Linked DNA regions of Homo sapiens: all the other regions are linked to region 2. A link is a loop called in an ENCODE intact Hi-C map of the cell type or tissue named here. Cell type or tissue: IMR-90. All regions are shown on one strand. Region 1 overlaps SOX6 (SRY-box transcription factor 6). Region 2 overlaps LINC02751 (long intergenic non-protein coding RNA 2751). Region 3 overlaps LOC105376567 (a long non-coding RNA gene).

Region 1 (8,000 bases), 340 kb before region 2:
AAGACTGTGGTACAGCATGTGTGGGAGAGAGATTGGGCATATGTATGGCATATCTGGGAGACTCTATTGGTATGGAGTAGAGAATCTAGAATGTTTATACCAAAGCCAGCATCTAAAAATCCACTATGATCTCTGTCAGTCTTTGAGACAGTAAAACTTCCCATTTACGATGAAATACATATTTTAAATGAAGAAATAAATGGAAGCTGACTATTTGGTTTTGCTAGAGGTGGAGAGAAAGCTACAACAGTAAAAGCAGGCTCAAATGTTAATCACCTGTGGCATAGCAGTTAACTTAGAATAATATTGAAATGTTTTTGCATCTGACATTCTCCACAAACCTGTCTCCTTTTATGTGAATGCATGTCAGTATATAAATTGCTGAATCCATGTCAGTTGTAAAGTAATGGCACTGAGGGCATCATAAATTACCATGGTGATCCTCAGGAGAAGACACTGTCGTATCTGAATGAGTGTTTCACTTCCAGAGTAATGTATGCCTTCATCTGGCCCAGCAGTCAGCATATTGCCCTGTGTTGATGGATATTGTCAGCTGGAAGCTACACTACATTTCACTGCGCAATAAACATGGCTGTCAAACCCATATAAAGTGAAATCAATTTATCCTGTATGGTCAGTGCATTTTAAATGAAATTAATGTACTGTGGGTATCGTGGCAAAAAGGTATCATATTAGTTATGCATCTTGGGATCTAAGACTTTTCATGTAAAGGATCATTCTGTCTAGTAGGCCTAAAAGAAGGGCTGTTTATAAAATATGTTATTTTTGTATAATCTTCAGAAAGTAGCCTTTCTGCCCTCCTTCCTGTTTAGAAAAAAATTCATGTTAGCCAATCCCACCCTTTTATACTGTCTTTTGTTTGCAGTAAATGATAACCATATTTGCTAAATAATAGTGCACTATAATGTTGTAATTTATTACTGGCTTTGACACAAACAAATGTCTACTTAACCAAGGTATCTAAAAATAGAGAGGAAGGGCCAGAGATTGATTGAATCATGTTGGTCCTGTATAATAACTTCACTGAGCAGAAAGGATTTACTTTTTCCAGAAAATAGAAATGTTGGTTTTAATGTATATTTTGCTTCTAAACTTCTGGGCGTAGACTTTCCTGTTATGCGGTAGAAGCCTTGTCTGAGGCTATCAGTCTGACCACTTTACCTTTAATTATAGAAGTTCTCAGTCTGTAGGAGATATTCAGGAGTTGCCACATCACAAAGTATACATCAGTATATCGCCCTGGTATAGGGTGCATGAAAACAAGTAAGAACTATGTTCATTCATTCATTTATTTATTCATTCATGCATTAATATAACATATTTTACTAATTGAAATCCTATGTGCCAAGTACTTTATTGAATCCTAGGAATACAGCAGTGAATAAGACCCATCCCTTGCCCTATCTTCAGGGAGCTTTCAATCTAGTATGTTACTAGAGTCAGCTCTTTGGAAATTATATAGCATCAGGAATTTAGGCATAGTTTCATAGATGTTAAAGAACTACCCTTAAACAACAGAAAAATAGAACAGGACGCTTGAAATAAATGCCTCTTAGTCTATGACTTTTGCATATGAGTTGAAAACCAAATAATCTTTGCTTAATGAATATTTTATTATCTATTATGTGAAAAATCCTGAGGATACAAGAATAAGTACAGCATAATCATTAACTTTAGGTATCTCGTATTCCTGAGAGGAGTGGAAAGGAGGGAGATAGTCACATAAACAATAATTACTATGGGGCATGTCTCCTGAAAGCAAGAGGACTGAGTGCAGCCTGGGGAGCATCACTGCAAGTGCTGTTCCTTTACCCTGAATTACCCTTCCCATCAGACTTTACTCCCTCTCCCACTCACTTGTTGATTCCTATTCATCCTTGAAGACTCGGTTTAGACATCACATCTCCTAGGAAGCACTAGCTGACCATTCTATCTGGTGCTTTTTTGGTGCCCTGTTAATGTCAGTATTGTAGCACCTCTCACCCACTTTGTTATAATTGTCTGTCCTTACTCTGAACTGTGAGCTCCTTAAAAGCAGGAGCTGTTTTATTTACCATGGTCTCCTTAGCACCTGGCATAAAACCTAGGTTATAGTAATTGCTCAATAAATATTTTTCATTGAATTAATTCATTCAATCATGAAACATGATTGAAGGTTGAATGGGATTTAGCATGAAAGAGTAGGAGAAGTGTCTTCTAGGCAGTGAGAAGAGCACAGGTCAAGACAATATTGTGAAAAACAATTCTATTTTTGGGAAACATATAGAGTGGTTGTGATCTGGGGCAAATGAGTCTAAAATGACCAGTAAGAGCATGTTTTTGAAGAAAGGAATTACAGCAGGAAAGTTTACCATAAGGTAATGTCATTCATTGCTCTGTGATCACCTACCATTTATTGTAGTAAATGTGGTAGGGTGTATAAAACACACACAAAATTAATTCTTAGTGTGTCTTTGAGGGCTACATCAGAAGAGCCTGTAGAACTGTCATTTGAACCTGCCTTCTACTTCCAAGAAGTCACTTAGAAAAGAAGAGGAGGACCTGGGGAAAACAGCTGACCCAGGCGGCAAGCTGTGTGACATTATCCACAAAATAACGCTTTCCACTCATCTTGTTCTTCCTGCCCTGACATTACAGGAAGTAAAGCAATGAATGGCTCTGCAGCTAAACTACAGCAGTATTATTGTTGGCCAACAGGAGGTGCCACTGTGGCTGAAGCACGAGTCTACAGGGACGCCCGCGGCCGTGCCAGCAGCGAGCCACACATTAAGCGACCAATGAATGCATTCATGGTTTGGGCAAAGGATGAGAGGAGAAAAATCCTTCAGGCCTTCCCCGACATGCATAACTCCAACATTAGCAAAATCTTAGGTGAGTGCAGCAGTGCAGCTAAAGCTGATCTTCTCCCCTGCAAATCCCATGAGTGCCACCAGGGTGGGAAGCAAGGGGATAACTAGGATCCTAAGGGAGATTGTGGCGGGCGCAAGTTAGACGAAGGTCAGCCAGCTGCCGCAGGAGCCTTCGTCATCACGTCTGCCTCCCCCACCCCATAATGTGGCATGTAGGTTTGGGAGTTATTATATCCACCAGGTGCCAGGGCAGGACTGTCTGAACACTTATTTCAGAGACAAAACTATTTATAGTATGTGTTAATACTGTGAATTTAGCAACTCTTGAGAGGTCACTGCTAAACAAGAATCGTGGAGACAAGCTTTATCTCCTTTTACTGTGCAGTTCTCTTAAATTCATATGTTGCTATGAAGTACTCATAGACCCTACAGTTTTCTGCTTTAGTGTTCTTGGGTTTATATGTCCCACTGAAAGAATTCATCAAGGACTAGAAACCCAAAATGGTATGAAATTCATGGAGTGCAAAACAGTGCCTCTGATGATCACTTTAAAACTTGTAAAATAAATCTACAATTATTTTAATAAGATATGACTAGTTCAAATTTCATAGCAGTGAGCTGAACACACGAGCTGCAGGGGAGAGGCCCAGTTTGTGGTAAATTGCCAGAGTGATTCTCTATTTCTCAGGATTAAACTCAAGCCTTGTTCTATTAGTGTAGAGCTTGCCTAGTGTGGATTGTACAGCTTGGAATTATTGTGCTCAACATGTTAAACATATTTTATTCAACATGCAGCATTACAGTCAACATGTTTCCTCTTTAAAAAGGAAAAACACAGAAGGCACTGCTCTACTTAAAGCTGTCACGATGTGACAAAATCTCAAAGGAAGCCATTTAAGAAGCTGAAAAACATTAGAGACTTAAACTGTGGTTTTAATTTTTTAAATGTTTTGTTCAAAAGTAATAAATATTTAACCTGAGTAAATATCAGTGATCTGGACATGCACAGATACACATGTTTTGTCACTGTATAAATAATTTAACTTGATTCTGAGGCATTTTGAGGCAGTGACCTCTAAGAAAAATTTAAAACATACATAAGATCAAATAGTGGTGAAATGTTAAATATGTTTTTCTTTTTTTTTTGATTTTCTAATTTCAAAATGGATACTAAATGTCATTACAATTAAGTGTGGTTTTTATTTTTAGAGCTTCAGAGTTATGCATAGGGATGTTATTTTGAATTTAAATATCTTTCAAACCAAAATGTTCCTAGTGGACATACATTTTTTTTTTTCTAGTTAAATGACATTCTAAAAAAAAAAAAAATCAGTGCTTCTCTGGCCTTACAGTTTTATATCTAACTTGAAGATTTTCATATTTTTCTGCCCTTTTAGTAGCAATATGAGTAAGCCTTCAGATGGGCACAGAGCCTCTCTGTTTCCATTTTGGCAGCTGTGGGGAATCTATATTATTTGTGTGCATTCTGTGAAAAAATTATTAGGAATATAGTAAGTATATTCATTAAAATGTAAAGTTTTAAGTGCAAGCGTTTCAAGAGCACCAAGAATTCTTCGTTAATTGGGGCTTTAAGCTGCTGGAAACCAGCAGAACACAGAGAAGCCTATCTGCTTAGGCCTTCTACACAACTTTTGAACAACAATCAGGAAAGAGCAGGGATGCATGTGCTATTAAAGCAGACTAGGATATTGCTGGCTGCAGAGAATATTTGTACAACTTTTCCATTTGTTTATGTATGAAAAATCTCCACTGAAGAATCGCTAACATCCAGTCTGCACAGCTGTTACCGCTTTATTCACCAGCGAGACACAAAAATGCAATTTGATACATGTAAAAAAACACATCCCCTCTTCATCAAGTGTTTAGATAATTCTTTATAAACAATATTAGAGAAGTGAATACTTATCCTTCTTCCTGTATAAACCGTATTAAAATTTTTGTACTTTTATTGGTACAGCTTTGAATGAGCGTTTATAGTACTTGAAAATGGTATATATAATTCCAATGGTATCTTCCGGTTCTAAAGCTATAACTTCTTAGGTAGAGCTTAGGTTTTTTAATTACCTAGGCCATGGCAGACTTGTGCACAGTAGTTTTTTATATATGGAATGATTTCAACATCTGCTGACATCTTGTCAAAGGATAGTTTCACTAAAGATACTTGGAGTTTGGGAGATGTTTGAATTTCTAGGACAAACAAAGCTTTTCCTGAGAATCCTGTCATGCTCAAAAGTATGCTTAGGAGGTTTAGCCTTTTATCCCTGTTGAGAGGGTAGGCAGGTGGATGGGGAAAGACCTTGGTGTAGGCAATGATCTTTAAGCAGCAAAGATATATTTTAAAATACTATAGTAGCATCAGTCTTAAACTATTGAGATAAATAACACAAGAAAGTATCATACGCAAAATTGTTCTTTGTGTTATAGACTAAAAGTATAGTTGGGACAGCCAGTGGTATGTGGGAATTGGAGCCACCCAGCGCACAGATGAGTGAAGTGATGGGAAGGTATATCTAGTTGTGTTTGCCTAGAATATGTTGCCTTGACCACTTGGGTACTTAAGGCTATTTTTATTTCTAGGATCTCGCTGGAAATCAATGTCCAACCAGGAGAAGCAACCTTATTATGAAGAGCAGGCCCGGCTAAGCAAGATCCACTTAGAGAAGTACCCAAACTATAAATACAAACCCCGACCGAAACGCACCTGCATTGTTGATGGCAAAAAGCTTCGGATTGGGGAGTATAAGCAACTGATGAGGTCTCGGAGACAGGAGATGAGGCAGTTCTTTACTGTGGGGTAAGTATTCCTGAATTTAGCCACCTGGGCTTTACTTTTGCGGTAAGTAACTATAGGATGGCTACTGGCAGTATGTTTGGGAAGGAGATTAGGGAAAGAGGAGGTTGTGGCATACTGAAGGGGCTTGGCCATGAGAATCTTTGCTGTGTCATAGGGGCACTGCCTTGCACCATGGCTTTTGCTCAAATCAAGCCAAACCTGGAACAGTTCACTCCCAGCTGATCACCCCTGTCATTGTCTCCCAAGCCAATTTAAGATGCTCAGTGGCCACACACAGAGTTTCTGGTAGTTTATTTAAGCAGATACACAGGGAGGAAAAATAAAAACTAACCTTAAGAAATCCCCATAAGCTTTCCAGCTTCTCTGGGTGGTGCTTCTGACTCTAATCACAATAGTCTGCTTTTGTTGTGGGATCTACCACAAGATAATTGGCCTCGACATTGGTTAGAGGACCTCATTTTTGGCATAAGATCCAGAACTCCTGTTGCAGTAAATTATTCTGTGGTGGGAGCAGTAACAATGTGTATTTTCTTGCTTAAATCAGAAACTAGACATGCTTTTGATATCTTCAAGTCTGATTTCATGTCATTTTGTTTAAAAATTAGGTAATAGATTTCTGGTATAAATTTCAACTTGGCTGACTGGCTGTCTGCATTCAAAAGAGGCCCCTCATAACCACAGTAGTCAGGATAAGTGGGGATGCAGATGACTGTAGATTCCAGCATACCCAGACCTAGAAGCACAGCAGGGTGGCAAATCCAGAGGGCCATTTGAGGCACAGACCTGAAGCAGCTGGACTCAGAGTAGGGAAACACTTGGGAAAGAGCTTGAGAGAGAGAAGCAGAGTAAGCAAGAGGGAAGTTGCATTTGCTGTGAAGTTGGAGGAGAATTGAGGAGCTGTGCTGTGCCAGGAAACTAAGAGAGCTTCACTTGAAGGTAGAAAAAGAGGTACCTTAAAGGAGAAGCCAAGAGCTATTCACTTTTAAGGGCACTCAAGAGGTAACCCTGTGGAACAAAAAGTTGTTTTCAGAGCATGTGTTTAAAAGGAATAGTAAATAGAGTAAGAAAACAAAGCCAATGAACGTAGTCTGGGTCATGAATCTGTGCAATACACTGCAGTGTTTTCGGGAGGAGCGTGGGCTTTGGAGTTTGACTTCTGGGGTTCACATACTGACTGTGCCACCTACCTGGGCAAGTTATTAAACTTCTCTAACTTTTGTTTTCTCATGTGTAAAATGAAATGAATAGTGGAAACTATCTTGTATGATTGTTGAGAAGATCCAATGAGGCAACGCTTTTAAAAGTACTTTATATAGTGCTTAATACGATATCAATAAAGGTGAACTCTAGCATTATCATTACTATTTAATATGTATTTCCTATCACAGAAAACCATATTTTATATCACACCAGATGATCAGTGAATTTCTTTATACCATGGCAGAACCTTTTAGAGGTAGAGAGAAGCTTAAGCCACTTTATTATAAAAGATCCCAGTATGTTAATAAATGAAGACATGACAAAATAGGATTATCAAATTCCTCTGTATTATAAATGTTTGCATTTTTAAAGGTAATGCGTTTAACGCTAAAAAGGGCAATGTGGTATAATTGGGCTATTCAGCTGATAATTAGAGGATTTATGAAAAATACTAATTCATAGTCCACTTTAAGATTATGTGATAAACATTCTCTTTTAATCCCGTTAGTACACCTCTAAGATTGTGTATAATCTCTTTTGAACAATCCAAAGTTTAAGTTTGGGACCTCTTGTGATTCCTGCCCTCCCTCAGTCATGTTCCCTGTGTATGTAGTGATACATAGTGGGGCTGTTCCGCCAGTCTGGAAGGCTACTAAAGGTGCTGTTTTAATACCTTGGTGTAATACTTATTTGAAAATATGAGTTGCAGTAATACTATTGAATTTAGTTCCCTTTACTAAAGGGTACATTAAAACAGCTCTAGATCAAAATACCACAACATGTACCAATGCATGTAAAAATAAAAAACTAAAACAATTTAATAACATCTATTATTTATTGACTATCTAGTGTATACTAGGATTTTAGATATATAAGTCACATAATTCTCTAAATAAGATAAAGAAGTTGAGTTTTAGAGAGTTTCTATGGCTACAGAAAGGTGATAAAGAGCAAAGGTTCAAATTCAGGTATTGGCCCCCATCATGCCAAATGACTGAGGAACTGTCTTTACTACTTTGTCTCAAAATATGCCTCATAGCCCTATGCTGGCAGTCATGAGTGTGGCTATGCCATCTGAGCAAGAGCTCTTAGCACTTGGAGAAAATGAAGTCTCT
Region 2 (8,000 bases):
TAATGCCTATCAAGCATTTGAATAGTACCTGACCCACCCATAGTGTTCAGTAAAGATTTTTCACTGAACATCCCAGTTGTTTCCCTTCAGAAAGAAATGACCTGTTTCCTTATCTATAAAGTGAGTGTAGTAACCCTTGCCCTTAAACAATTCATAGGGGAGCACTTTCAGAAAGGTAAAGTATTCAAACTTGTTGGTCACCTTCTGCATACCTGTGTGCTGGCAAAAACTGGAGTCAGCACCTATTTTATGGAAGTTTTTTTTTTTTTTTTTCTCTTGCCCAGGCTGGAGTGCAGTGGCGTGATCTCGGCTTACTGCAAACTCTGCTTCCTGGGCTCAAGCCATCCTCCCACCTCAGCCTCCCGTGTAGCTGGGACCACAGGCACATGCCACCAAATCTGACTAATCTTTTGTATTTTTGGTAGAGATGGGGTTTCACCATGTTGCCCAGGCTGTTCTTGAACTCCTGAGCTCAAGCAATGCACCTGCCTCAGCTTCCCAAAGTGCTGGAATAACAGGCGTGAGCCACTGCGCCCAGCCTGGAAGAATTTTATTTAAATTATTATTTTTATTATTAAAATAATGCACTAGCACAATGGTGGTGGGGATGGGGAGATGGATCAAGAGAGAAAGGTGGGGGTGGGTAATAAAATCAGAGTATTCAGACTTCAGTGGAAGGTAGGGATTACTGTGGTGGCCCAGGAAGTGGCCTGGGGAGTCTCACCAATGGGGCATGACTGCACTGATTCAAGGGCCTGGGCTCAAAAGGGTGTGTGTGTAGTGGTGGTATGTGCACATATCTGCATTGTGCCTGTGTGTGTCTGTGTGTGTGTGTATGTGTGTTGAACCTAATGCCCATAAGATCGTAGAACTTTTCTATACAAAAGAAAGGACTCTGGAGACTCATCCATGGATTGTGCAAGCAGGGGTGTGTGTGTGTGTGTGTGTGTGTATCTCTTTTTCTGTATTGAGGCCAGTTTCCATGAGAGGGTGACTTTTTTCACCTGTGTGCACTTGGAGATTTTTTTTTCCTTTTTTATTATAGTAAATGTAGCTTGAAAGCTGAGGATAGCATAGCTTTTCCCCGAACACAGATCACATCACATAATTTTTCTTTCAGAGAAAAGTGCTGCAAAATAACCTGCAGATGGTAAGTCTCTCTCTCTTTCTGTCCTGCTCTCGCGTGCTCTCTCTGTCTCTGTCTGACTCTCTCTTTTTCTCCATCTGTCTCCATGTCTCTCTGTATCTCTATCTCTGAGGCCCTATTTATAGCTTAAAATGCTTTCGCATTTTCACACTTGGCATGTAAAATGCCCCCGTATTACATAAAATAGCATGCATTCGGGTTTGTAATTAGATCGTTGTTTCATCCCAAGTTCCACACATAATGATGCTGGACCTTGTTCCTTATTCCCTAGTACTACCTGCAAATACTGCCAGGTCTGGGTATCCTGCCCTAACCCCTTCCCCAGTTTCGTTTTTGCCAACTCCCAATGACAATCCTGCAACCTCACTGCTCCCTGCTCCCTTGCTGATCCTCTCCTGCAGCCTTCGCGATGGGTTCAGCGTTCTTCGGCAGCGGCTCAGAGCAGCCCGGACCTCCTCTCTTTCTCTTTCTCTTTCTTTCTCTCTCTCTCTCTCTTTGGCATGGCCTGAACAATCGCCTCACTCTGTTAGCAAGGCCATCAGAATTTCTGAACACAGTCACAAAATTTATATCCCTCCAACTGCCCCGATATAAACACTACCCAGAGGAAAGGGAGGAAAGGTCTCTTTTCTCTAAAATAAGGAGACGCAATTTAAAAAAAAAAAAAAAAAGCGGGGGGGAGGAATCAAGATTCATTTTTAAGCAATCTGGACATGTGTTAGAGGATATTGCTGAGAACAATTAGGGATGTATGAGTGAGAGGTTTATTTCTCACTTGCTTGTCAGGTCAGAAGACAATCTGTTTATTTTCCTGCTACAGTTTTATTCGATAAACTGAAAGGATGGGAGCTAGGAAAGAGGGTATGAACAGGATGTGTGCTATCAATTTGTCAAATAAATAATCGTGCTTGGAAACAACAGATTTTATTAATTAGACAGGATAGTGTATTATTACCATTAAAGTGTTATATTGCATTAATTTTTATATTTTACTCCGCTACTAATTACTGTAAAAGATTTCGGGAATGAAGCAAAATAAAATCATGCCGCATTATACATAATGTAAAGATAGCGTGAATTAATTTGTCGGCCGCTCCCCGTCTGCCTCCGGGAGAGGAAGAGGCATGGAAGGGCCTCCGCTGCTCGGCTTGCCGGCCGCTCCAGAGCTCTGCACCAGCGCTGCTCCCGCCTTGTCGCAGGAGGCAGCTATGAAGACCTAAGGTTCAAGACCCGGCTCAGCCGCGAACTTGCTTGGTACCCTTTGGCAAATCACTTCTCTGAGGCCTCGGTTTCCTCTTCTGTAAATGTAAACATCCCTTCTTTTTTTTTTGCCTTACGGGGTGGTTGTAAAGAGCTAACGAATTCCCGAGAGTAAAAGTGCTTTCAAATGTCAGAGGTGGGGAGACGGGTTGAAATCCAGTACAATAAGAGTAGGTAGACAGAGGTGGGGGGCGTCCGGAGTTCAGACCCTGCAGGGGCAGGTCTGGTCAGATTTAATGCTCAGAGGCTGCCAGGGCAGGGGGCCTGGAGAGTTAGGGCTTGGGAGGGAATTAGGGCTCTCCAAGGCCATCCAGCGGTCGTCTCAGCCACCCCCTCACTGCACAGTGCCTGGGAGCGGGGGCCCATGGCCACACCCTGGCGTAGCCGAGTTCCTCACTGTAAATGCAGACTAGAAGACACCCCCGTTATCCCCAGGCGCTCACACCAGGGAATCCCCCACTGGGTATTGGCACAGTGGAAAAAAGCACGATTCTCGTCAGACAGGACCAGGTTTTAATAACTGCACAGCCACGCAAGAGCCATGTGGCCACAGCCAGTCCCTTAACCTCTCTGAAGGGCAGTTTCTTCCTCAGTTAAAAAAAAAAAAAAAAAAGTTGTTTGCTCAGGAAGAAAATTCCCACGCTGGGCACAAGTTCTGGCTAAGGAGTCGGCGGGCTGGGCCCTCACGAGGGTGCCAGGGTCCCCAGGGCTCCCCATGACAGCACAGCCGCATGGGGACCAGGAGCCCCAGCAGAGCCCTCCCCGTCCAGCTCCATCCAGGCGCTGCCTCCCGGGTCCTCGCTGACCTCCGCTCGGGCAGAAGCCACCGAGTCCCAGGGCGGCCCCCAAGCCCCACCCCGGGGGCGCGGTTCTCCCTCGCTCGGCGGCCGAAGCCCAGCCACGTTTTTCTCCAGGCTGGGTCTCCGCAGCCAGGGCCAGGCGAGGGCCATTTCTCACGACCCGCTGCCACCTACCGTCCGCAGCGGAGAACTGCAGGCCGAGCGCGGCAGGCCTCTGGGAAGCTGCCACCCAGATGGACCAGATCCCCAGGCGGCGCTCAGGCCTCTCGGCCTGGAGCCCCAGTTCCCAATGTGTTCCGGATACGTGTTGCAGCCTTGTGGGAACAACTCAGCTGGCCACCTGAAGCCCTGATGCTCTGGCTTGCACTGTCACTGGGGTAACTGGACCCCTGGGGACACAGGGGCACGAGGGCAAGCCACTCCCTCCCCATCCGGCTATAGTCTCCTTTAGAGGCCTGAAAATCCTGCCCCTGGGTTTGGAGGGCTGTCTCTGGCTGCTTGAACTGGACCTGATGTAGGGCTTCCAGAGACAATTGTCCCGGTTTCCAGTTTCCAGAGTTAGAACTTCGCCTGCCCTGCAAGTCTGACCTGAGTCTGAGCTGGGCCTGCCTTCAGCTTTCTCCGTATTCTCTGGATCCCTTATGTGACCCTCTCTTGGGGCATGGATCAGGCAGCCCTGCAAAATAGCATGGTCCCAAATCTTGACTTCTCCACTCACAAGCTAGCTTATCTGCGGTAAGTGACTCAGCCTGACTAGGAAAACTCCTAGTTTTCCTCATCTTTAAACCAGCAATATCAGTAGTAACTTCCATATACGGTTGCCATGAGGATAAAATGAGTGAATATATATATACAAAGGAATTAGAACAAGGCCTGGCACACAGTAAATGGCTTATACGTGCATAGTAGTGCATTATCCAAGCATTAGGGATTATCTGTGTCGGTGTTATCTGTGTGCCTGTCACAAGACTTCCATTTGATTGTGAACTCCATAAGCATAGAAATCATCTCTGATTCAGCCATGAATCCTCAGCTACTTGCACACAGAAGGATGCAGTACCACTTATCCATGCATTCATTCATGCATTTAATAAATATTTATTCTACTATGTGCCAAGCACTGTGCCCTGGGGTTACAAGCATTAATAAAGACAACGACCCTTCCCTTATGGAGGTTATATTGTTTGGAGAAGACAGAAATAGAGCAAACAAGTAAGTCGATAAAATGGGCACATCTTGTAGTAAGTGCAAGAAAGAGAACAGCCAGACTCTTTGAAAGAGAATGAAGGAGGAGGAGCATGGAAGAGAGCTTTTGGATGGTCAGGGAAGGCATTGCTTCTAAAGGCCTCTGAAGAGGCGATAATTAAGCTGAAACTTAGATGAAAAGGAGGAAGGGGTATAGGCAAAAGATGGACTGCATCTTATATGAAAAGGATGCCTGGGGTATAGGCAAAAGATGGACTGCAAAGGAGCAGGAGGAAACTTCCCAAGGTGATGGAAATGTAACGGTGGTTGCCTAAGTGTATTTATAAAGTTGTCAAAACTCATCAAACTGAACCCTGAAAAGGAGTGAATTTTATTCATACAAATTATGCTTCAGGTTGGGCTCAGTGGCTCACGCTTGTAATCCCAGCACTTTGGGAGACCGAGGTGGGTGGATCACCTGATGTCAGGTGTTCAAGACCAGCCTGGTTAACATGGTGAAACTCCGTCTCTACTAAAAATACAAAAAGTAGCTGGGCCTGGTGGTGTGCACCTGTAATCCCAGCTGCTTGGGAGGCTGAGGCAGGAGAATCGCTTGAACCTGACAGGCAGAGGTTACAGTGAGCTGAGATCACACCATTACACTCCAGCCTGGGCAACAAGAGTGAAACTCCATCTCAAAAATAATAATAATAATAATGATAATTATTATTATTATTATTATGCTTCAATAAAGCTGATTTAAAAATAAAAGATGGTAGCCAAGTAAAAAATCAAGGAAGAGCATTCCAGACATAGGAAAAAAGAGCTGATGCGTAGCCTCTGAAGCAGGGAAAATCTTTTTGCATCCTAGGAAGGCCTGTGTGGATGAAGCAGGGTAAAGAAGAGGGAAGGTAGCAAGAGATGAGGCAAAGACATGACATCCTGGACCTGGTGGGGTTAGGATTTTATTCTGTGTGAACAGAAAAAGCCCTTGATTTGCTATCAAAAGTCCTAAACCCTGGTCTGGACTTTCTAGCTGTGTTGTCTTGGATGAATCATTGAACTATTGTGAACATTTTTTAAATCTGTAAAATAGGAATAAAAATGATATGCAGGGATCCCATCAAAGGGGGCTGCAGCCAGGGCTGACTATGAAGGCAGGTTGACACCTGATGCCTGGGGATATACCCACATATTTTTATTGGGCACTCAAAAGATTGCTTATTGAATTAAAATAGTACATGCCTGTATGGAGCAGAGACCTATGACCTTTCAAATAGCAGTTGGTGAGTGGTGGGGAGGAAGAATGGGAATTATTCCCATAATTATGGCATTGACTAATTAGGGCATTGAGTCCTTCAGTGTGTCCTCACCTACCCAATACTGTTTTTCTCTCTTATAGAAAATTCTTATTTTCCTTGGTCTCATAGCATGTGTCACAGTTTATTATTATGCATTTAAATTCTGTGCATCTTTGTTCAGTGTCTGACTTTCTGCAGACTGCAAGCTCCATGAGGACCAGAACTGTGTCTCTTCTCTAAACCACTGTACCCCAGTATCTAGCACTGTCATTGGTACATAGGAGGCACTCAATAAATACTAATTGAATGAATGAATGAATGACTATAACCATCCATTTATCCAAAGACAATTAACTATCCACAGGGCCCTTTCTGCTTCTTCCTAAATAATCCACCTTCTTCCCCTTACCCACTGGAAGCTCATCACCTAAGCCTTCCTTTTTGGGTTTTCTCCATCATCCTCATTCTAAATTCAGCACCGCCCAACCCCACAGAGCTTCTTTCTTTCTATTTTAATAAACATCTACACAAAATTAAGGAGAGAAAGACTGGTGGTTGTGTTTGATTTCACACTGGTTTTGACGTTTGATATTGTAAACTTCTTTCACCTTAATTTGATTTTCTGAAGTAGATAGGGTCAGATCAACTATAATTCCCATTTTCCACATGAGGAGCCAGACAGTTGAAGAGATGGATTGACTCATCCCATGGCATAGCTAGGGAGTGGCAGGGACACAGCTAAACCCTGGGTCCCATGGCTCTAAATTCCATGATCCTTTTCCCTTACAGGATCCTCTGCTTGATGGTTTTATGTGCAATACATTTCTCCCTTCGCATCTTAGGCACTGATGGTCCATGACAAATCGTGATGAGGGTTCTCCACTGAGAAAAGATGATAAAGACTCTCAGGAGCAATACTGCTCTTACTGTAAGTATCTAATCCACTTCCAGTGGCCATCAGGGCAAATGGAGGACATTACAACACGATTACATGCATAGATCCCAACTAAGTCCTCTAGAGCCAGATCTGCCAGGTTTGCATATTGGCCTTGCTACCTTCCAGCCCTCCAACCTTGGGTGATTTATTTCAGGTCTCTGTGCTACAGGCTCCTCATCCTAAATTGGAGATAAGAATAGTGACTACCATATAGGGTTTCTGGGTGAATTAAATGAGTTAATACATGTAAAATGCTTGGAAAAGTGTCTATCCAATAGAAAGTGGCCAGTTGATGTTGTCCTTCCTTCCTTCCTTCCCTCTCCATCCCTCCCTCCCTCCCTCCCTCTCCTTCCTTCCTTCCCTCCTTCCTTCCTTTCTTCCTTCTCTTTCTGTATTTATTTCTCTCTCTACTTCTTTCTCTGTTACTTTTTTTGTTCTTCTCTTTACTTTTCTTTTTTCTCTCTTGCTCTATATTACTTATTCTTCCTAAATTCCTGTCTCTTCCCTGAATGTAACTTCACAATAGTGCATCAATAAACATTTGTTGAACCAATACATAAATGAGTAAAGAAAAAGGAAAGAGAAGGAGGGAGCTGATGTCTGGCACAGGATGTGAAGAAATGAGGATAGAACAAAACAAGATAATCTTGTGTTTTTATATGTTTGTTTTTATCTTAATGTATAAGCTATAAGAGGTAAGACACTCTCATCCTGTTTTACCATGGGAAAGTCAAGCAACCTCTCTGCGCCTCCATTTCTGCATCTGTAAGGGAGCAGCATTGAACTAGATCATCCTTATGTTTTCTCTGTCTCTGACTCTGAGTCTACAATTCCATCTATATGAAATGTGATGTTGACTTTTCCTAGCATTTGAAAAGGGGATAGAAGAAGCCAAATGTACATTCCCAGATGAAACCTGTTTCACCTGTGGCACCCATACGAGGCTTCGCAGGTGTATACTTGCTTTGATCTCACCCTAGTGCTGACTTCTATCTCCTACTCTGCCTCTTAATAGCAATGGGACTTTGAGCAAGACACTCAACATCTCCAAGCTTCCCTTTCGTCATCTTATGATGGGAATAAATGAGATGCTTAGCACAGTGATCAACATGTAGTAAATGTTCATTAAATTACTATTGATGTGTGTTATTAAAGTGTGTATATGACATCAAGCCTTGACAAAACCCACTCTAAGGCCAAATGATGAATTTCGTATTAGCTGGTATGTGGGGCATTTTATGATTAAGCATTCATCTGTTAGAAATTGAACCTCATGATAGCATAGAGAAGCGGATGAACTATGAGTTCTGACTCAAGCTTCAAAGGATTACATGCATTTTTTCAGGTCCCAATATATTTCTGGTACTTTG
Region 3 (8,000 bases), 66 kb before region 2:
CTGTGGAGGGTTAGCAGACAAGAGCTGTGCTTCTGTTTGATGGGGGAGAAAGACTCTTACAACTGAAGCTTTTACTTTAAGACACAATAAAAGACACTGACATGCTGTGTAAGCATTGTTCCTGGCTGTAGTTATTCCAATTATTTTTTATGTTTTCTCCTTAAATGAGAAACATATCAGACACTAACTCAAACACGGAGATACCTATTTATGCTTCAGAACAAACAGTTTAAGGGCATTATATACAGATGTCTAAATATTTAGAAAGTGTCTGTTTATGGGAGCAAAATGAAAAGTACCTGTTTTCATTTGAAGGATTTTATGTGAAATTTGCATGTAACAAAAGACAGCCCCAGTGGCAAAGGGGTGTTAGAGATGAGAAGTGTGTGCAGACGTGAAGTTGTGGAGGAGGGGGAAAAGGGAGCATTGTGGGGTGGGGTCTGTCCTTTGCACTGACCCAGAATTGGGGGGAACTGGCAAACTTAAGCTGGGGTGATGTTTCCCCTTTGGCTGGGGTGTAAATAAATTCCTTGAAGACATCAGAGTATTTTAATGACCTAAAATGGGCTTCTGAACTCACAACTTTATCTTCTTATTAGACACTCTTCTTAGCCCCAAAGGGACATTTAAAGAGAAATAAGATCCTGATCATTTTAGAAAAATGTAGTAAACTGGGGATTATTAGACTATCTGGGGGATGCTCTGGGCCCCCCAGAGCTGGGGCATCATGGGAGCTTAGACGGAGGAGTTGAGAGATCATCTAACACTTTATCTGACATGCAAGCAGACTTCAGCTCAATTTAAGAAAGAACACAATGTGTGACACTGTGTATGGTTTTGGGAAGTAGCGAGGTCTCTGTTGACTGAGGTGTTCTAAAATAAAAAGACCTCCTATCAGAGATGTTTTAGGGGATTAGCTAGATTGCAATTTTTCTCTGGCCCTTTTAGTCCTCATGATTCTGAGATTAGGTGATTCACAAGAGTTCCAAAGGCACTCTTCTTCCACGACTTTGTTTCCTAGGGACATACTGCCAGCCCTGCAGCTCCTGGAGCTGGGGACTCCTCAGCAGCTGATTGAATCTGCACTGAAAAATTCAGAGCTGTTTCTTGAGTGAAGGATAAATGCTGCCTGTGCCATCTGCTTCTTGGTATCTCTCTGAAGCTCTCACTGGTCCCAGTTCTAAAGGTCTACATTCCTCATGATGGGGACTTGCTCTTGCTTGACTTGGGGTGTGGTCTTAGACTTCTCTCCCCTTTTCTAGATGGGGTGGGATCTTATATGGGGGGCTCCTAGTAGAATCATTTGCTTCAGGGGCTGTGAGAACAGAAACCGGCAGTCCAGGGGAGGGAGCAAGATTCCTAGGCTGTCTCCCTTTCTCTATCCCATATTGGAATTTAACAGTGAGGCTGGGCTGATCACCTTGGCATTAGAGGGCAATGGGGAAGTTCTGAGTTCTGCCAAAGCCTCCTCCAGTTGGTTCCCTTGACTCAACCACCTCAGTATGATGGTGTGGTGTGTGTTTCGGGTGGAGCAAGGGATGCAGCTGAAATAGATGCAGGGGCTAAAGGCAGAAGCAGAGGTTCTCCTGTCAAAACAGGCAAAATGCCCATGGTGCAGCCCTTTCTACTTATGGTTGAGAGTTGACACTCAAATTTGGCCCTGGAGACAGAGTGTAAATGGTTGACATATTTTTCTAGGGCTTCCATTGAGAGCAGGACTTAAGGACAATGGTTCCAGACCTCAGCAGATGGGAACATACCTCACAGGTGGTTCACACATGTTCACTCCACAAGGAACATTCATCTTTATGCCAAAAGGGAGTGGCCAAAATAGTTAAGATGAGAAACTGGTTGGGGGTTAGGAGTTGGGGGTAGTGTGATGGAGATGCAGGAGCTTAGGCTGAGATGGGAATTGCTAGGATCAGCAAGACAAGAAGAAGATGAGGGAGACAGACATGAAATTTAAGACTGTTTCAAATGGCTGTTTTCACTCTATTGTTCCCTTATCCTATGAAAGGGGAGCTCTGAGGCTGGGTGTTCATCGTTTCATTTATTCATTCAGTGTTTTTTCAGTGGCATATTGAAAACAGGCCCCATCCATATATTGGAGTAAAGTCCCTACTCTCAAAGAGCTGAATATTTAGTGGTAATTGCAGTAACCAAACTCTATTGAAGATTTTACACTCAATTGTCAAAGTCCAAGGTAGCTGGTATAGAGAGCAACTCCCAGAGACCAGCTGAGCATCAGGAGCAGAACCTCACTAACTGGAGAGGGGTTGGCAGGAGCAAAGCAGGTCCCTCTTGCCCCTTAGAGGAAATCGGTGGCTAGAGAAGCTACCTGAACTTGGGACCAAACAGGCTAGTCTTACACCAGAAAGCACCTAGTAAAAAGTCTTGGCTGAAAACCTGAGTTCTCTAGAGGTACCCTAGCTAATTGGAGGTGACGGGAGGGCAGCACAGAAGCTTGGTGGTTAACACAAACCACCCCCACGCCAGACCAATGGAGAGGCAACTTGGGAAAAACAGTGGAATCCTGAACTCAGTGCCTGGGAAATGACTCACAGATGAGGCTAATAAACAGAGAGAATCAACATTAAGCCCCATTGGACTGGATTCTGAAGATGCTTGAGGACTTCCTGCCTTAGTCAGATTTGGTTTGGAACTGGGGCAGGGCCAGGCCTGCAGGTGGAAGCAACATCAGCCCCAGCTGTGGGTCCTTCTGACCTCTTTTTCTCTCTACCAGAGAACTGGCTATTTTTACCTGTCAACTGGTAAGTTTTTAGGGAGATTGAATTCAACTGACATTTACTTTGTGTGTGTCCTCACACCCAGACCTAGAGATAAAAGAGAGAGCCTCCGCACTAGAAGAGACAATGGCTAGTGGGAGCAGGCCTTCTAAACAGCCAGTTGCAGTGCAAAGTGACAAGGGCTTATAATGGATTTGGATAAAGAGCTTGGGATTCACGTAGAGGAAGAAGCCCATAAACATGCTGTAGAGCATGCCCCTGACCATATGCCCATTGAATGAATTAACAAACTGTTATTAGTTTTTTCTTTGTTTTTTGTGTTTTGGTTCAGAGAAGGATGGATAGAGAAAAGCATCATTACAAAAGTGAAATGTGTGAATTTTATTCTGGCTTTGAACATTGAGTAGACGAAGAAGACAATTCCAGACGGAGGAAACTCCACAAGAAATATCATGGAAATTTGAAAGAACACAGTGGGCTTGGGAAGAGGTGAGTTGTTTGGTATGGCTAAAAAGAGATGAGGCTAGAGATAGTAGGCAAAGTGCAAGGGATCTTGAACACAGAATTAGGCAGCTTTTTCTGTGTAGCAAACAACCACAGGATTTCAGGACACAAAAAAAGCTAGCATTGATGTCTAGCACATGCATTCACAAGGGGCTGGGATGGGTGTTTCAGGCCTGAAGTCAAGTTCAGCTCTGTCCCACACATCTTACTGTGAGCCCAGGCTATCCAGTAGCAGTTTTCTGGGGAATGTTCTTCTCATGGAGGAGGTTTGAAGCTCTTAGAGGAGTAAGTGGAAACGTATAATGTTACTCAAATCCTAGGCTCAGAACTTAGACACTGTTTCTTCTACCAGTACAGAATCATGCCCCACGCCCAAGATGAATGGGGGCAAAAGAGCACTTTTCCCATAGGAGGTGATAGAGGGAGTGAGTTAAAATAGTTGTTTAACAATTCTCTTATCTGCCTTAAATACTATGCCATACTGTTTTGTTTTGATTGTGGAAAAAATCAGGGATGTTGCTAGGTCTTCTTTGTAGTTGAGATGGTTCCATTTAAACAGGAGTGTCCAGAAACACTCACCATAATGCAAGGGAACATTTTATTCACAACTGAATGTAGTCAATATTCTTCACTTTGTTTACATATTGGAGTGTCTGAAAGACAGGCATTGTGATTCATTTATCTCTATAGCTTCAACACTGAGCACAGCTTACAGCACACAGCAAGTGCTCGTAACATTTGTTGAATGGAATGGCCTTACATTGCCCTCAATGTATGATTAAAATTTAATGGGTAATGCACATTTCTCTACCTCCATTGACAGTTCAAGGTAAGGGTGGGGTAATGAGTGAAGAGCAGACATGACCCACTTGAGGTGGGAATGAAAATGCTAATCAGAGAAACCAGCAGCAGTCGGAAGCAGGTGGCCCAAACCCCAGCTGCAATAGTCAAGAGGCCACTTGATGTTGAGAGCCAAGAAGGACTTTGAATAATGGGACTTCTTCCAGGTAACCGTCGATTTGAAAGATATGTATATATTTCTAATGACAATGGCTAACACATATTGGCTGCCTCCTACATGCCTGACACAGTCTTAATATGTTGTATATATTATTTCATTTAATTGATTCTTCCTTTGGGCCACAGTTATTAATGAGAGACATCATTGAAGAGAATCATAGTCTGTTTCCATTGTACTAGAGTTGCATTTTTATGTGCTGGTTCAGTGGCAAACGAGGACAGAAGAGGCTAAAGCAATGTAAATACAATTGAGTATTGTAAGCACAGCTGATGAAGTCAGTAAAACTGAGCAATTGCCGATGAAAGACTGAGAATGCACTGCAAATAGTTTCAGTTCTCAAATAAAAACATGACCAGATCAGTGAACAACAAAGAATGTGGACAAAAGAATGAAGGAGCCAGAAAAACTGATTCCCTCTCTGCCACTTTTGGTTCAGAATTCCATTGATAATTCTGGTGAGGAAGCACTTAGATCTCAGGGATCCTGTGCAGTATATCTGGGCCTGCAGACCCTTGAGAATAGGCATGTAGTTTTTCACTTTTGATGCCCCAGAGCCTAGCATGGTGCTTGGCAAATAGTGCAAACTCAACATTCTTTAAAGACCTGAACTCTGGCCTATCATAGAGTGAAAAGAAGCTTGAGGAAATTTACCAACGTCTTGACCAGGTTTCCGTAGACAATGCCTCTTTCCGTTCCTCTCTGTTAGAGATCTCAGTGGTGGAAGCACCATCATCCCAAGGAGACTTAGGGTAAGTAACTACTCTTCAGTTCTCTCCTTTGATATCTGAATATAACTTTTTCCCTATCCCTGTACCTGCCCCTCACATCTGGCCCAAGATCTTGGTCTGCAGAAAGCAGGCAGATATCAATAGGCCATTGAGCAAAGGCCTCTTGTGCTCTGAGTAGTGCTAAATTGTGGGGATGTGGCTTTGAAGGCTGTCATGGAAATTATGTGAGGCTGTGACCAGTGAATGGTATGAGATTTCAATTCATTACCAGAAAGAGTATGCATTGGGGCCGGGTGTGGTGGCTTACACCTGTAATCCCAGCACTTTGGGAGGCTGAGGCGGGCGGATCACAAGATCAGGAAATGGAGACCATCCTGGCTAACAGGGTGAAACCCCGTCTCTACTAAAAATACAAAAAATTAGCTGGGGGTGGTGGCGAGCGCCTGTAGTCCCAGCTACTCGGGAGGCTGAGGCAGGAGAATTGTTTGAACCCAGGAGGCGAGGTTGCAGCCGAGATTGCACCACTGCACTCCAGCCTAGGCAACAGAGTGAGACTCCGTCTAAAAAAAAAAAAAAGGAGTGTGCATCACTCCCAAGCCATCTGGAATACAAAAGATGGTGCAAAAAAAAAAAAAAAAAAAAGCCCCTCCATTTAAAAAAAAATTTTCCTTCTTAGATCTTCTAGTTCTATCAAGTTCACCTTGAATGGGGAGGAAAGGGAAAACTTTTCCTATCTATCTAACCCAATTCCTATAATATATATAATAGAAATTGGCTATTAGACTGAGTAATTTCTAAAGAAATGGGGCTTATTTGGCTTGCAATTCTACACGCTGTAAAAGCACGGCACTAGCATCTGCTTCTGGTGAGACCTCAGGAAGCTTTTAGTCATGGTGGAAGGTCAAGGGGGAGCAAGTGTGTCCAACCTGCTCTCACGTGAACTATTAAAGTGAGAACTCATTACTACAGGCAGGGCGCATTTCATGAGGGATTTGCCTCCATGACCCAAACACCTCCCACCAGACTCCACCTCCAACACTGGGGACCATATTTCAATCTGAGATTTGATATCTGAACCACATCATGGGATTAGTGCCCTTATAAAAGAGGCCCAGGGTCCCTTGTTTGCCCCTTCCACCATGTGAGGCACATAGCAGGCACTAGGTATGAGGAACAGGCCTTTACCAGACTCCGAATTGGCTGGCACCTTGATCTTGGATTTCCCAGCATCCAGAACTGTGAGCAAAAAATTCTGTTGTTTATAAATTACCCAGCTTAAGGTATTTTATTGTAGCAGCCAAAATTGACTATGGCCCTCTGGGTGATGGATGATGATGCAAGCATCTCTACAGCATTATGCAGGCAGAAAAAAAAAGGGTGTAGAATTGTGGACAGTCTTCACAGAAGAGGTGCCCTTGAGCCAAGTTTAAAAATAAATGTCCATTTTCAATAGTCTGATGAGAATATAAATTACTAAATGGCAGGTAGAAGAAAGAGCATTTACATGGGCATGGAGAAATAATAGAAAATGGCGCATTTGGGGAGCTTGAAGTATTCTTATTTGGCTAGAGTGCATGATCTCCACATGAAGGCACAACAGGAGACAAGATTTTTTTTTTTTGAGATGGAGTCTCACTCTGTTGCCCAGGCTGGAGTGCAGTGGCATGACCTCGGCTCACTGCAACCTCTGCCTCCCGGATTCAAGCAATTCTCCTGCCTCAGCCTCCCAAGTAGCTGGGATTACAGGCATGTGCCACCATGCCCAGATAATTGTTTCTGTATTTTTAGTAGAGACAGGGTTTCACCATGTTGGCCAGGCTGGTCTCAAACTCCTGACCTCAGGTGATTCACCAGCCTTGGCCTCCGAAAGTCCTGGGATTACAGGCGTGAGCCAGCACACCCAGCCAGGAAACAAGATTTAAAATATTTAAACAGAGTCTGCCCTACATCTTGGGTAAATCATTTTCCATTTCTGACTTTTAATCAGTTCATTTATATAGCTGAACTAGAGTCCCTGCCCTCCCTAATTCCTAGGGCTTAGCTTTAGAATTTATTTTAATTTTTTTAGAGACAAAGTCTCACTATGTTGCCCAGGCTGGTCTCAAACTCCTGGCCTTCAGTGATCCTCCCACCTTGGCCTCCCGAAGCACTGGGGTTTCTGGCATGAGCCACCTTGCCTGGCAACTTTAGAATTATAAAGGGAGACAATATCAGCCAGATGGTGGAATAGGAGGCTCCGTATTTTCTCTCTTCCTACAGATACATGGAATAAACAGCTACACATGGATCAATTTTCTGTGTGACAAATCTAGAATTACAAACTCGAACAAAATGGGCCCTTAAATATCATCTAGTCCACAGGTTTTTAAACTGTGTTGCCAGGGCTTCCTTGGAGTCTGGGGGTTCAGCTGCCCTCAGGATGGGGGCCAAATAGGCTGAGATCCCTGTCTCCAGCTTCAGTCAGAGCAGCTGTGCTTTGCTTTGAGTACTGGGCATCTGCGTATGAATTAAGAAAAAAGATGAGATTCTGATGCTAAAAGGCGAAGTTTGAAAAATCACTGGACTGGACCAACCCTCCCACTTTGTAGACGAAGAAAATTTAGAGGCAGGAGGAGCAAGGACATGACTTGCGTGGGGTCAAGAATGAGTCAATTAATGGGCTTTAAGAAGAGACTGGGCTTCCTATTATTGAAGACACATTTTCATGCTCATTTTCTTCTTCAGATCAATCAAGGTGTCCCCCTCCTTCTTCTTGGAGGAGTCAGGCTCCTGCCAGCCAGATCTTCCACAACACTTAAAAGACAAAGGATCAAAGTGAAAAAACAAATGCTAATGCTCCCAACCCTGCTGACCACCTACTGGGCCCAAGAGGTTCAAAGCTTCAAACCGGGGAGGAAAAGCCCAGCCCCCTTCTATCACCCGGGCTCTCTGCAGCTTTTAGGACCACTCTCCAGCATCCCCTTCCACATGGCTTTCTAGAGCTACTCAGGCCTCCTGACA

What was found. Hi-C counts contacts between places; a loop is a spot of excess contacts. Peaks named below come from ENCODE experiments on the same cell type or tissue, not always from the same donor. Only the 100,000 strongest peaks of a DNase experiment are listed, where the experiment ranks them.
Region 1: a loop joins it to region 2, with 4 times the contacts of the local background. A loop is called at or near these places in 8 of 110 quality-filtered maps.
Region 3: a loop joins it to region 2, with 2.2 times the contacts of the local background. A loop is called at or near these places in 5 of 110 quality-filtered maps.

Annotation. Positions count from the first base shown.
Region 1 is chr11:15,983,889-15,991,888 of GRCh38, reverse strand. SOX6 (SRY-box transcription factor 6) reads left to right here. Exons shown (of 16, transcript NM_001367873.1): 14 at 2,659-2,892; 15 at 5,469-5,685. Among named protein-coding and RNA genes, the nearest start is that of MIR6073, 18 kb to the right of the region's middle. In IMR-90, no CTCF peak of the experiment used is centred here; a DNase peak (open chromatin) is centred at 4,668; H3K27ac peaks cover 2,839 bases.
Region 2 is chr11:15,645,557-15,653,556 of GRCh38, reverse strand. The region is part of intron 4 of LINC02751 (long intergenic non-protein coding RNA 2751); the gene reads right to left. Among named protein-coding and RNA genes, the nearest start is that of LINC02751, 97 kb to the right of the region's middle. RefSeq lists a silencer at 3,154-3,243. In IMR-90, a CTCF peak has its summit at 3,381 (motif pointing left); a DNase peak (open chromatin) is centred at 3,346; H3K4me3 peaks cover 613 bases; H3K27ac peaks cover 1,294 bases.
Region 3 is chr11:15,711,357-15,719,356 of GRCh38, reverse strand. The region is part of intron 2 of LOC105376567 (a long non-coding RNA gene); the gene reads left to right. Among named protein-coding and RNA genes, the nearest start is that of LINC02751, 160 kb to the right of the region's middle. RefSeq lists an enhancer at 7,218-8,000. In IMR-90, no CTCF peak of the experiment used is centred here; DNase peaks (open chromatin) are centred at 2,596 and 4,536; H3K27ac peaks cover 656 bases.